2 separate regions of the Homo sapiens genome follow, and region 2 is linked to region 1. Evidence: chromatin contacts called from ENCODE Hi-C or POLR2A ChIA-PET data. All regions are on one chromosome and are shown on one strand. The core of a region is the stretch at or near the end of the contact, and the rest is flanking DNA. Distances in the headings are between cores, read along the strand shown. Region 1 overlaps FMNL2 (formin like 2). Region 2 overlaps FMNL2 (formin like 2).

Region 1 (6,347 bases), core at 3,469-5,968:
GTTAAAAAAACACACCAAGGTGGACTTCCGTTTCCAAAGAAAAGTCTTGGCAGTGTTATTAGCAAACATCACCATTTCCCAAACATCACCATCATCCAGAACCTCAAACGAACTCGTAACAGGCCTCCAAGCCATCTAGTATATGAAGAGGTTCCTATTTATAAAGTTCAGGGAGTGTGAGAAGCCAAGGTTAAAAGTTTCTAAATGTAACCACAAGGAAACAAATGTTGGCTCCAGTTCTGGAGTGGGGCTGCTACAGAACCAGGCGCCGGACGCCCACCCCCACGTGGACTATACTGAGAGCTCATTCTTTTGCTTATTTTTGGTCCCTTGCTTTTTTAAGGCACCCTGCAGTCAAGTGCTAGGTACAGGAAACTAAAAGAGCTTTCTGGTAAATAATTTGGCTTTCTTTGTCAAGAATAAATACATCTTACTTGCTCAATCTAAACAGCCTCACTCCTCAGAGGATCAAAATGAAGGGCTGAACAGCCTCACTTTGTTTTGTAAAAAACTGATTTGTAACTGCATTTTCCAAAAGACAAAACGTGGTCCCAAATTACCTAGGAGTTAAACTAATATTCCTTGGCTGTTCAAACGGTACAAAGAGCAAAATGTAAGGGCACCTCAGATAAGACTAAGCAAACGACAGCGTACGGGACTTTTCTGCTTTTTTTTTTTTTCTTTAAATCACACAGCTTTGAAAATTAGATCTTCCAAACAACCTAAAATTACATTCCTTGCCTCTTTAGACATGAAAGGGAGGTCTCTTATGTGAAGCCAAACATTCTGTAACACTTCCACAGAACAGGGCTTGGTCATACTAACAGAAATGAACAGCAATGACAGTTAGCTGGTGGTAGGAGGCCAATTCTTTTTTAAAAAACTAAATTAATAGCCTTTATTAAAAGAACACACAACTACAAAGTTCCTGCTCTGCTCCCACTTTCAAATGAGAACCATATTTAATCCCTTAGCCACAGTACCTTTGACTAGATGTTAAATTGGCTAACTGAGCTCTTAGGTCTCTCATTCATGTAATAACCAGAACATACGATTCACTCCTTCCTGGAACTGCATATCACCATGACAATCTCTGTGATTCCATAATACAATTCAAATCCGGCATATGATCCAAAATTAAGCCTACAAGTGGATCTAGAAGTGGCAATATGAGAAGGCTATATTGTCAATCTTTATTGATGCGACTATGTACTAATTATGGCCATAAGAGGAAAATGGGTTGATTAAGCGTATTTTTTCTCATAGGGTATAATATCTAATGTCATTTTGTAATCTAGAAGAAATAAATTTTCAATATCTTTCTATAGATGAGCTTTTCATCTTTATCAGCTTCTTCTCTACTTTCCCACGTCCTAGTTGTCAGCCACGGTTGACAAATCGTAGACAGCAATCTTCCAAATACTTTCATCTAAATCTTCAAGTGATATTCTCAGAAGACAACCAATAATAATGGTTAATATTTATTGAGCAATTACTAGAGAACAGGCCCTGTGCTAAGGGACATACACATCACCTGAGATTACGGGACTTGCTCAGCTCACAAAATGATTGAAAAGGCAGAAATGGAACCAGAACCCAGGTCTTCCCACTTCCTGTGTATGCCGTAAACATTGCATTATTCAGCCTCAAATATCACCCACCTCTAAAATAGCCACCTTTGTCCTTTATTAGGGAGGGGAGAGGCTATCTTTTAAGCTAAGTTATTCAAATCTATTTGAAATTTTAAAAGAAATAACACAGACACAAAGCAGGGAGGGTATGGTCAGGAAAGGGGAAACCAACAAACACTTAAAGGAGACATTCATTTTTAAAAAGGTTTCCTAGGAATAAATTACCCTCATTAATAAATGCAGTGTTTCAGTTTCATGTACTATTTCAAATCCAATGGTAGTTAACTACTCTAAAATGCAGTATACAGCCAAATACGGCACACCATAGAATTACTGTGTTTCTCTATGACGGCATAATGCTTCTTCAGACTAGCCTTAGGATGCACATACTGCTCCCATTTTACAAGGTGGGAAAACTAAAGGACGGAGACATTATTTTCTTTTTAAAAAAATTATAACCAGAAAACATAGCAGAAGAAAAAGATCAGAACATGTATTTCCTTACTCTTAATTGCATGCTCAATTAAGCAAAGAATTTTCAATTGATGACCTCTCCAAGCGGAGCATAAGGACACAGGAGGTTCAGCATTTCCACCCCAATTTGACAACCACTGGACAGGCCACGCAAGGGGGAGCAGAAGTCCTGAGAGTGAATAGGAAGGCTCAGGCAACATGCAGAATAACAAAGAAATGGCATGAGTCAGAAGACGGGTGCAGCTGTGGGTGCAAACAAACATTTAGGGAGCATGTGGGAAAAGGGATACTAGCCAAGGAGGCTAGAGAAAAGTAGTCAGAAGTAGGTGGATAATGAGAGGTGTTGACAATAGCTGTGTCACTTCTCAAGGCATGGGGTGTCCCAAGGCAATGCAGAGACTTAATTCTGATTCCAGAGGCACTGACTTCCTCCTCGGTGTTACACATGATATCAGGAAGAGCTGAAATGACACGTATGCAAAGGTTCTCAGATGACAAGGGAAGTGGTGAGCAGCAGACAAGAAGGCAAAAGAAGCCAGGAGGAGGCCTGTCCTGGAGGGCTTCATATGCTTAATTGCAAAATCCACCCAAAAGGAAGAAAAACGAATCAACAGCGTCAGTGTATTCCAGCTCATGGCAGAAACAGGAAACTCAATCTGAACAAGAGTAATTGGCTCATGTTAATTTTCTCCACTTTCATTTTATCACGTTGTGAGTCAAAGAGGTAATTTACAGAAAGGGCTATAAAGCATTGTGTATGTTATGTGGAGTCTATTATGCATCATTATTACTTCATTTATATCCTAAAGTACCAATTTCAACAAAGTAATCAGGTTCCATTATCTCTCCCCATTGAATGAGTTCTCTAGCCAGCTCCCACCCTCAAATCACCTATTCAATAATTATCTTTTGAGCACTTGCTTCAGTAAGGTATTGTTGTACAGGGGAGTATTCACATCTATGCTCTAAAACAGCATTGTCTAAAAGAATTAAAATGAGAAGCACATATGGAATTAAATTTTCTAGTAGCTACATTAAAAAGTAAAAAGAAGAAACTGATTTCAATAATGTTTTGGATATACTGGCTTAAATAAGGTATATCATTTCAATATGTAACCAACATAAAATTATTAATGAAGTAGGGGAAAAAATGCAAAATAAGCTTTTGAAATCTTGTGTATTTTTACTTACAGCACATTGTAATTCACATGCTAAATTTTCAGCAGATACACTTATGTTTAGATTTCATAAAATATACAAATGAAAAAAAAACAGGTTCACATACCCAAGTTGTTCCAAATACAGAAAAAGTTTTCCAGTAACTGAAGTGTTTTTAAATGTAAATTAATTGAACTGAAATAAACTTAAACTGTTTGCTCCTAGGTTACACTAGCCACATTTCAAGTGCTCCACAACCTCAAAGGCTGGTGGTTCCTGTATCGGACGGCACAGCCCTAGATCTATACACACTCACTTTTGAGGAAACAAGAGAGAAATCTCATTATGTATCAGGGGAATTAGTTTCTTAATCAAAGGCCTCAAGGGCTGTAATAAAGTCAGAATTCTTCAGAATCCCTCAAATAAAGGTATCAGTGCTACACTGAAGCCATGACTACTCTATGCTTTGTCATTCAGGGGCTAAACCAATTCCTGGTTCAATCATTTGCCTTAGCAACTTAGGAGCAGTGATTTAGAAATGGGTAAGAGCCTGAGCTCTGGAGGCCAACTGCCCAGCTTGAAAATCCAGATCTTCTGATCACTTGCAAGTAGCTTAACAACTCCATGCTTCAGGTCCTCCTAAAATGGGGTGATGATGACAACAGTACCTACCTAACCAAGTTATTTTGACAATTAAATGAGCTAAAACACACATAGCTTAGCACAGTGCCTGGCAGATTAAGAACTCAATAAACAAATGTTGTTGCTTGCATCAACAGTTGACCAGGCCTGCTCTCGGAAGAAAGAAGCACTCCATGGCAAAACCTATTGTGTGCACACATGCATATGCTGTGTACATACTGATAAAGTCCACAGCGAGCTCACTATGAAGATGGCAATCAGAATTAACCCTATATCATTTACATCCTCCACAAACAAAATAATACAAGCACAGACAGTTCCTTAAACAGCATATACTATCCAAACGAGTGCACGGCATCAAAAGATGCAGCGTAACTACACAGGATGAGCTGCTGGTAAAGTCAGCAGCATTCACAGGGGAAAAGCTCTGTCAGCCTTCGATTTGTAGGAAACAGGGGCCGAGGGAAGAAGCAGGAGGCAGGAGAGTGGGGTGAAGTACCCGTTAACAAACGGGACAAGCAAGATTCCTAGTGTAAGCACATACGGTATTTATTAAGTTTGAGGAGTCTGGTTACATCTATTTTGAGATTTGTGTGTTTCATTTCAGTTTGCCAAAGGAATGACAATCCAACAAGAATTACTGAACAGGTTCAGCACGTAGAGGAATATGTTGGCACTTCCAAGAAAAAAGAATAAGGTGCTGGGGTAGATGGTAAACAAGCAAGATCCAGCTCTTGTCAGAAAAAAAAGAGCCAAATGACCAGCAAGAAAGGAGAAGTGAGATTCTGCCCAGGAAACGGGGCTTACTCAAGAGTTAAGGTAAGGCAGTGTCAGAAACACAGTGAAGCAAGCCAAGAACACTAAGGCTTGCCTCATTGTAGGAGTAGCTGTACCTCACTCAGCCCTCTGGCTATAAGTGAAGCTTCCCAGACTGGAGGAGGCAGGAAGAAGGAAGAATATTTCACAGCCTCAAATCTTCAGGGACAAAATCGGTGCAGGCTTATTAGGAAGAGAAGCGGCAAGCCTTAGAACACCAACCAAAAATCCATAGAAAGACATGATTTTATTGCTGGCATCCCACTCACAGCACTTCACGGGGACTGCAGAGGCTGCCATGTTTCTTTGGATCTAGTTGAGAGAGGAAGACAACTCACTTGATAAAGTACAAGGAGAGCTAAGTTCAGAAATGCCATATTTAAAGGGCAGTATATGCCACCGTCTTCTCCCCCTGCTCCTTAATACTAAGGAAAGCCTGAGGGATCTTATGAAGGAAGACAAAGGAAGTCCAGTGTTAATAGGATGGTCTTTTGCCATTTTTGTTTCATGAGATGACTTCAGCTCAACTCTCCTTCAAACCCAATTACTAGCCAGGCTCTGATTTTGACTACTCAAATCCAAAGTGGCCCACATTATATCCACCAACAATTAGATATACTACAATGATGACTGGGGATAAGGGGGCTATAAGTGGTTAAGGAGGAAGAAGAGAATTCCAGATACTTCTTTGAAGTTAGCTCAGTTTAAGAAAACTTTAAAGAGAAACAAATAAAGACAGAAAAGAAAGAAATTTTACTAGTAGTGGAAAACATTTTCTTCAAAGATAAGGTGGTTTACAAAACGCCAATGAGTCACCCAGAGGCCAGTGCAGCCCAGACCCATCAGGGGCATGTCCTCCCCCGCAGCGGGCAGGAGGGCACACGTGGTGTCCGGATGGAGGCGCCAAGTGACAGGGTTCAGACAGTCCTCACACTATAAAGTGCTGCATGGTTTACCACACCTGCTATATGCTCTCTTGAGTCTCCTAACCAGTCTCCTTATTTGCCTGTTAGGAAACCATGGCTCAGAAAGATCAAGATCATCTTATTAGTTAAGGTAAAATCAAGATTAGACCTCAAATTTCCCAAATCCTAGTCCAGTGCTTCTTCCCACAACATTAAGTTGCTTCCTGAAAATAACCAACCATAATTCTCCACTTAGCAACCTTTCTAGCAACTTTCTGGTCCTGGTCATAAACTCTCACCTCCACCATAAACTGATGCTTTTATCAGGGATATTCTATCACATCTCCATGTTCCCAAAACAGAAAGGAAGTTTTAGGGAACCCCTTTCCTTTGCTCTAGGCGCAAGCCCACAGGTGCCCTCGAGGCAAAGTGCTAAGATAAGTGTGTTGACATCATTTTCCCATGGAAGAAACCTGATCTCTCCAAAGAAAAGCCGAGTACTTCCAGTGGACAATTCTGAGCCTTCTGTTCCCCTACTTATGCCAACTGCTTAGCTTGAGCCAGATGGGGGGTGGGGATATATCCACTAACAAAATCTGGAATAATTACTGGGGTTTAAGTGCAATGTATCCTTAAAGAAACAGAAGCAAAAGCAATTAAACTATAGCACTGTACCTGGACTCACATCCAAAAGCCTCATTCAAGATACTAAAGGAGCCAT
Region 2 (6,658 bases), core at 444-2,943, 140 kb before region 1:
GGTTCCAGAGTCAACACATGATGAAGTTAAAGAAATACAGAGTTTTGACAAAAAATCTTACATTTTTAAGAGAAATTCCACTCTACATAAATTTTCAGAAAAATGGATTTTCCCCTAGGTTTAATCTGGAATTCTACAATACAGCTTATTCTGAAGAGAGAGTGTTCTGTTTTCATTTATGAGTCACAAGTGAGAATGGCTTCTAAATAAGGGCAAAGGCTAGAACAAAAGGAGAAGCAGCTTAATGGGATTTTTCATGAGATTCACAATGAATAACAGGTGTTCAGTGATAAGTGGGTACCTGCCGTTATATTCTACAGCATAAACAAGCTCTGCTCAGACACCACAAAACCAAACCCAAAACACCGCTAGGAATTTATACATCCAATTTTTGTTCAAATACTGATACTTTTAGAGCATAGGAGAAAAAGGGATAGACAAACCTTGATCTCAAAGTAAGAAAGAGTCTTTCTGTACAATATTCTGCCAGTGATATAAATGAGCCTTTAAATAAAAAGGAAAGCAATTCAAACAACATTTTAATGGAAATCTATTACGCCTCTCCCTGAGTAGTCTTTAGACAACAGTAGGCCCATCTATTCAAGGGCAGCCCAGCCAGTCTAGGAAGCAAGGCCTTCAGGTTGAGAGTAACCACCTCTGTGATTCCGTCTCCTAATAAACTGAGGGTACAGTCTGTGCAATCCCTTGGGTTTATCTCTAACAAAGATGGGCAACTGAATTCCTGAGATGCCCAAAGGAAGTACTTCTATATTCTTCACAGCTGGAAACAGGCTTGAAATTCAGGTCACCGGCTGGGTGCATTACTTGAGGCAGGAGTATGAGACTAGCCTAGCCAACATGGTGAAACCCAGTCTCTACTAAAAATACAAAAATTAGCCAGGCATAGTGCCTGTAATCCCAGCTATTCAGGAGGCTGAGGCATGAGAATCGCTTGAACCCAGGAAGCAGAGGTTGCAGTGAGCCAAGATTGCACCACTGCACTCCAGCCTGGTTGACAAAGTGAAACCCTGTCTCAAAAAAAAGGAAGGAAATTGAGGTCAACAATTCTTGCTCTATCACTAGACCATTCCTATACAAAAGGGAAAACAAAACTGCCTGGATCCTCAGGTCCACTTCTTTTCCGTTTTAGACACAGGGTCTCGCTCTGCCACCCAAGCTGGAGTGCAGTGGTGCAATCACAGCTTGTTGCAGCCTAGAAATCCTGGACTCCAATGATCCCCCCACTTCAGCTTCCCAAGCAGCTGGGGCCACGGGCACATACCACCACACCTGGCTAATTTTTTGGTGTTTTGTATAGATGGGGTCTCACTATGTTGCCTAGCCTGGTCTTGAACTCCTAGGCTCAAGTGATCCTCCACCTCAGCCTCCCAAAGTGCTGGAATTACAGGTGTGAGCCATCAGCCTTTTCAAGACCATTTCTGATTTTCACAAGTTTCTGTTTCTTAACTGAAGAACTTCAGGGAACTGGCTAAACTCTTCTGCAAGGGAGTGAGAAAAAGGGAAACTTTAAACCTCCTTCTCCTAAGAACTAAAAGTGGAACTTCTAAAGCCACAAACACTTGAAGCAGAATTTAGCAGCTTCAGGAGGAAGTCTCTGGTGTCCATTTCCTCATTATTTTTTTTTTATGCTCTAAGCACTGACTCATCACTCTACAGTCTTGGCTTGACTTTCTCTGCCCAGATGGGGTCCCCGGAGTAACCAAGAACACAAATTGCCCAATAGCCCAGATGAAGGATGCAATGAGACTTGACCCAGATGAAGCTCAAAAGGAGAGGAAAGCTGCAGCAAGGCTGCAAGAGGTTATCTGACTCCCGTACTAAAAGGCTGCTAGCAGAAGATGACCTGAGATCCCAGGAGCCCTGCAAGAATCCAGCATCTCTGGCAGAGTACATCACTCAGCTCAGTTCCCTTTAACTAGCACTACAGTAGTTGACTGCATAGAGCTTTAGGCATTCTTTAGCTGCTATGGAAGCGTACCTTTGAGGGCAGGCAATAATAAGTCAATTCTTATATTGGAGCCAAAGGTCACAGCTATACTCACGTCCAAGTATTCGTCCAGGCCTAATTTGGTAAATTCATACTGCAGGTGAACTCTGAAATTCATATCTTCTACTGAATGGACTACAATATTAATAAACTGCATAGAAGCCACCTGAAATGAAATTGTCAAGGGGTTAGATGGGCTCCAAACTTTTTTCTCAGTTTAACTGCAGACATGTGCTTTCAATTTCATAAAAAAGGCTCACTTACCGATTTCCTTTTCCTTCATTTCATTGGTTCTTTAAAAATATATATATGGTTTTTTTTGGAAATGGAGTCTTGCTCTGTCGCCCAGACTGGAGTGCAGTGGCATGATCTCGGCTCACTGCAACCTCCGCCTCCTGGGTTCAGGCGATTCTCCTGCCTCGGCCTCCCGAGTAGCTGGGATTACAGGCAGGTGCCACCACGCCCAGCTAATTTTTGTATTTTTAGTAGAGATGGGGTTTCACCATGCTGGCCAGGCTGGTCTCAAACACCTGACCTCGTGATCCGCCGGCCTGGGCCTCCCAAAGTGCTGGGATTACAGGCATGACCCACTGCGCCCGGCCTCTTTAAAAATATTTTATACTTATTTTTAAATTCAAAAGTCACAGAGGTACCACAATAAGACACCACTTCGCACCCACTCAGATGGCTATAATAAAAAAGAAATACAGTAACAAAAGTTGGGAAGGATATGGAGAAATTAAAACCCTCATCCATTGCTGGTGGTAATGTAAAAAAGGGTGGCCACTTTAAAAAGTGTGACTTTTACTCAAAATGATAAACACAGCATTATCATATGACCCAGCGATTCCGCTTCTAGATATACAGTTAAGAGAAATGAAAATATACGTCCACATAAAAATCTTTACACAGATGTTCAGAGTAACATCATTAATAACAACCAAAAAGTAGAAAGAAGCCAATGTCCATTAATCGATAAACAAAATGTGGTATATCCAAACAATGGAATATTATGAAACCATAAAAACCAATAAATTACCAACACATGTTACAACGTGATCTTGAAAACATGTTAAATGATAAAAACCCGTTATAGAAGACCACATGTTGTGTGATTCCATTCATACAAAACATCCTGAACAGGCTAAACTATTGAGATAGAAAGCAGGTTAGTGGTTGCCTAGGGCTGAGGGTGGGATAAATGGGAGGGACTGCCAATGGGTACAGGACTTTTTTCTGGGGGGGTGACGCTGTGTCCTAAATTGTGGTAAGGATTGTACAGCCCTGTGAATAGGCTAAATAGGCACTGGATTATAAATAAATTGGATGAATCTGATGGTATGTTAATTATATCTCAGTGAAAGTCATATAGGTATATAAGATAAACTGTGGAAATTATTATAGTTATGTTGTACAAAATGTGAAAATTATTACAAAGAACATTTTTTAAAGAAGAACATTTAAATCACCTACAATCTCACCAAAAGGTAACCACATCTAAAAATTCCCTGTGAACTCTTCCCTATCAACAGGATAGTAACAGATCCTTGACCCATCTTTCCATATAATCAACGAGTTTGCATTCCCTAAAAGCCTGGGATTTACTGCTTTCTCCCCACAACTTCACCACTGGCCCTGAGACCTGCCAAAGAGAAAACCTGTCCCTGGTTTGGTAAATAAAAGGACAGCATTCAACAGATCTATTTTGCTTTCCACAGTGACTATCAGTCTATTTATGGTGGAAACATCTTACTAATGCTTTCCCTCCATGGCTGTCACCCAGGAGAGTCTCTGGCAAGGAGGGAATATGATTGAGGGATGCAGAGTCACACTTATCCTGAGAACCACCTTATTCCTTGTCTCTCTCCAAACCTAATTTCCTTTATCTTTTAAAAAATTTTTTTATCAAGTTAGATTCTTCTTTGAAGATATGGTATACATTGGATATCTTTGGAAGATGTGTAACCTCTCTAGCTTACAAAAGGACTCTACTGCAACTTACTAAAAAAAAATAAAAAAATAAAAATCATCTCGGGTTCTATCACTAAATGAGCTTTAAAAAATATATCTTTACAAAGGCATGTACAAAATACAAACTAGAAAAATATTTTTTAAAGAAACAAAATGGTTTTTGTTTTCTTTTGTCCACAAAAAAATACAGAAAAAGGGTAGAAATGTCTTATACTACATTAGAAAAATTTATATTATATGTTATGAGGAATATGTTGTTTCAGAGGTTGTGCAACCTAATTGCATTCCCAAGGCAGTTTATCAAAAGCCTCATATTCTGGAGAGAAAACATGGTTAGATTCTGGCATCTTTCCATTTCTCTTCGGAAAACAGGTCTAAATGATCTACTGAGTTTTATGATATGCCTAAGAGGCAACTATCTGAAGGTGACACATGAATCTAGCACATAGAACTTGTGTAATAGCAGCCTCTAAATAAGGTACCTCATTGCATGTATATGTGAATAAACGAACTGACAGAAAATGGAACCTAGTTTGTGTATGGATAGTACAGGTGTTTTAAAGGGCTTTATATAATTGTAATTTCAGCAGAAACTCAAATGGCAAGGAGGTCTGGCAGGTATCATAAATGAGCAGGCTGGGCTGTGTGTCACGCAAAGGGAATGGTGTGGACTGTGACAAACTAGAGAGGACATCTTTGGACTAAAGCAATAGGGGCTGCTTGGCTCCAGCAGCTGACACTCTGCAGGAACAGGGGCCTAGTGTTCTCAAATATTTTCAGTTTCCAAGCAAATCAGATGTGTATTTTTTATGCATCATGTCCAAATTGTTTAAGTAGGGTCATCACTGTCAGACTGAACTCATAAGCCTGTAGGTTGGCTTTAGCATGAAAGCCTACAGTTTGCAACCTCAACTCTAACAGAATGAATAAGTTCCCCTAAAAAGGCACAAGAAAGAAACTCACATCATGAGACAAGGCACCAATCTCTTTACGTATTTATCACCAGGGCCAGCATCAGCCTTAACTTCTTTAAAAAATCCTAATAACAAGATTTTAAAAGTCAGTGTAAAAATGTCCCTTGTTTCATATATGTGTGTGTATATATATAAAGTATATAGACACATATATATACATATATATGTATATATATAAAGTATATATATATAGACACACACACTTTGAAAAGCAAATAACATGCTTTATGCAACAGAAAATCTTCTCTATAAAGGATTTCATCTTTCTCACTGGTTTTGGAAGGGGCTGAGGGCTAAGACGCATATAAAACTTGAGGACTCCAAACTTTTTTTTTTTTTTTTTCTTTTTTTTTTTCACAAAAAGGGTTAGAAATCTGCAAAGCTATGTTTCATGTTTTATAATCACTGAAGCAATTCAAATGAAAAATTCACTTGGCATCCTAAGCATAGGCTCTGCAAGGTAAGGAGTCATTGGTACGTCTGCTTCAGGTTAGAAGTGATCTGGGAAATTACAGCCCGGTTAGGATCTCCTGGGTCTAGAATTTCCCTAGGGCAACTGGATTGGGTCAACGCCTACAGATCTGGGTGCACTCAAGCGTAAAACTTCTGGAGAAATTCACTATGGTAGATTCTATCTTCCTTCCAGATTAAGATTTACGTGTATGAATGCAGAAGTGCTGCAACTCACTTTGATGTTCTTACCCGAGAATGACAGGACTGCTGTGGAACCGCATGTTCTTGTATGTCACCTAACCTGCCAAGGACAGCCCCAATATGATTATACCCTCACAGAATTACCAAAGCAGGAAAGAGATCAGGGAGGAAAAAAAAAATCACTGCTGCATATTCATTTTGGAGATACATACAGTCAACTCTACAAACCAAAGCACTTTAATTTTTAAGAATATAGTCTGGAGAAGGGCACTGGCAGGGGCCTGCAAAAATAAAAAAGGTCAAGATTGCTTCTACCTTAAGGATTCTTATGCAGCATCATCAACAATTAAACAATGGCAGCATTTGCACCAGGCATGGCTGTTTCCAACTGCACGGCTTCCCCTTTATTTGCTATGATTAGTACTTTTGTCTTTACTATACCGTGTATGTAAGGAATAAAATGGAAATCAAAGAGAAATACAGATTAAGAGGGACATTCTAGATTGGATCTATAGCATATTAATTGCAATTCCCTGTCCTTTGTAATATAAATATGTGTGTGTGTGTGTGTGTGTGTGTGTGTGTGTGTGTATTTAGAAAAAAAGTATTGAAACTGAGTTTGCTTTATTGAATACTGAAATAACTCACCATAAAATCTATGTTATTGTCTTCATTCCTGAAATGTTCCATCAACTTCTCAAAGCGCTGTTTTTCTCCACAAACCTGAAACACACATTTTCATTGTGCATGTGACTTTCTAAACATAAACATTCCAAAATTAGATGCAGAAATTTCAGCTTAATAATGATTTCCAGAATATCTATCTTTTTCTCTCTCATAAACTATTTACTTCCCTTCTAAGCTAGTTAACTCACAAACAGCCATATGAGCTGCAACCAAAAGCTGATCTTGGTTTCCTTTCCAGATTCTCTTGATATTTTGAAATCCATATCAAATGTGTTTTTCTTTCATTGGTTGCCTTTGCAGTCTCACGAATTTTTTAGCATACATTTGGAATCCAAGAATGCAGTCATGGTAAAAAAAAAAAAAA

What was found. Hi-C counts contacts between places; a loop is a spot of excess contacts on that map. ChIA-PET counts read pairs that join two places held with the same protein, here RNA polymerase II (POLR2A). Pooled maps may share reads with other maps.
Region 2: a loop to region 1 is called in a map of CD14-positive monocyte, with 4 times the contacts of the local background. The contact joins two enhancer-like sites. A Hi-C loop is called at or near these places in 6 of 168 maps with a recorded cell type or tissue (CD14-positive monocyte, Caco-2, Calu3 and 3 more), 20 of 37 single-sample maps with no recorded cell type and 10 of 50 pooled maps. POLR2A ChIA-PET finds 5 or more read pairs at or near these places in 5 of 52 experiments (H1, OCI-LY7, PC-3 and 1 more).

Annotation. Positions count from the first base shown.
Region 1 is chr2:152,465,487-152,471,833 of GRCh38, reverse strand. The region is part of intron 1 of FMNL2 (formin like 2); the gene reads right to left. Among named protein-coding and RNA genes, the nearest start is that of FMNL2, 130 kb to the right of the region's middle. Within about 2 kb of position 4,718, at least 15 of the 41 ENCODE cell types and tissues checked have a DNase peak (open chromatin) inside an H3K27ac peak, as active enhancers do; they include CD14-positive monocyte and gastrocnemius medialis, where a contact is called at or near this core.
Region 2 is chr2:152,607,011-152,613,668 of GRCh38, reverse strand. It overlaps FMNL2 (formin like 2), which reads right to left. Exons shown (of 26, transcript NM_052905.4): 10 at 6,256-6,330; 11 at 2,064-2,174. Among named protein-coding and RNA genes, the nearest start is that of PRPF40A, 110 kb to the left of the region's middle. RefSeq lists an enhancer at 1,288-1,367. Within about 2 kb of position 1,693, at least 10 of the 41 ENCODE cell types and tissues checked have a DNase peak (open chromatin) inside an H3K27ac peak, as active enhancers do; they include CD14-positive monocyte and gastrocnemius medialis, where a contact is called at or near this core.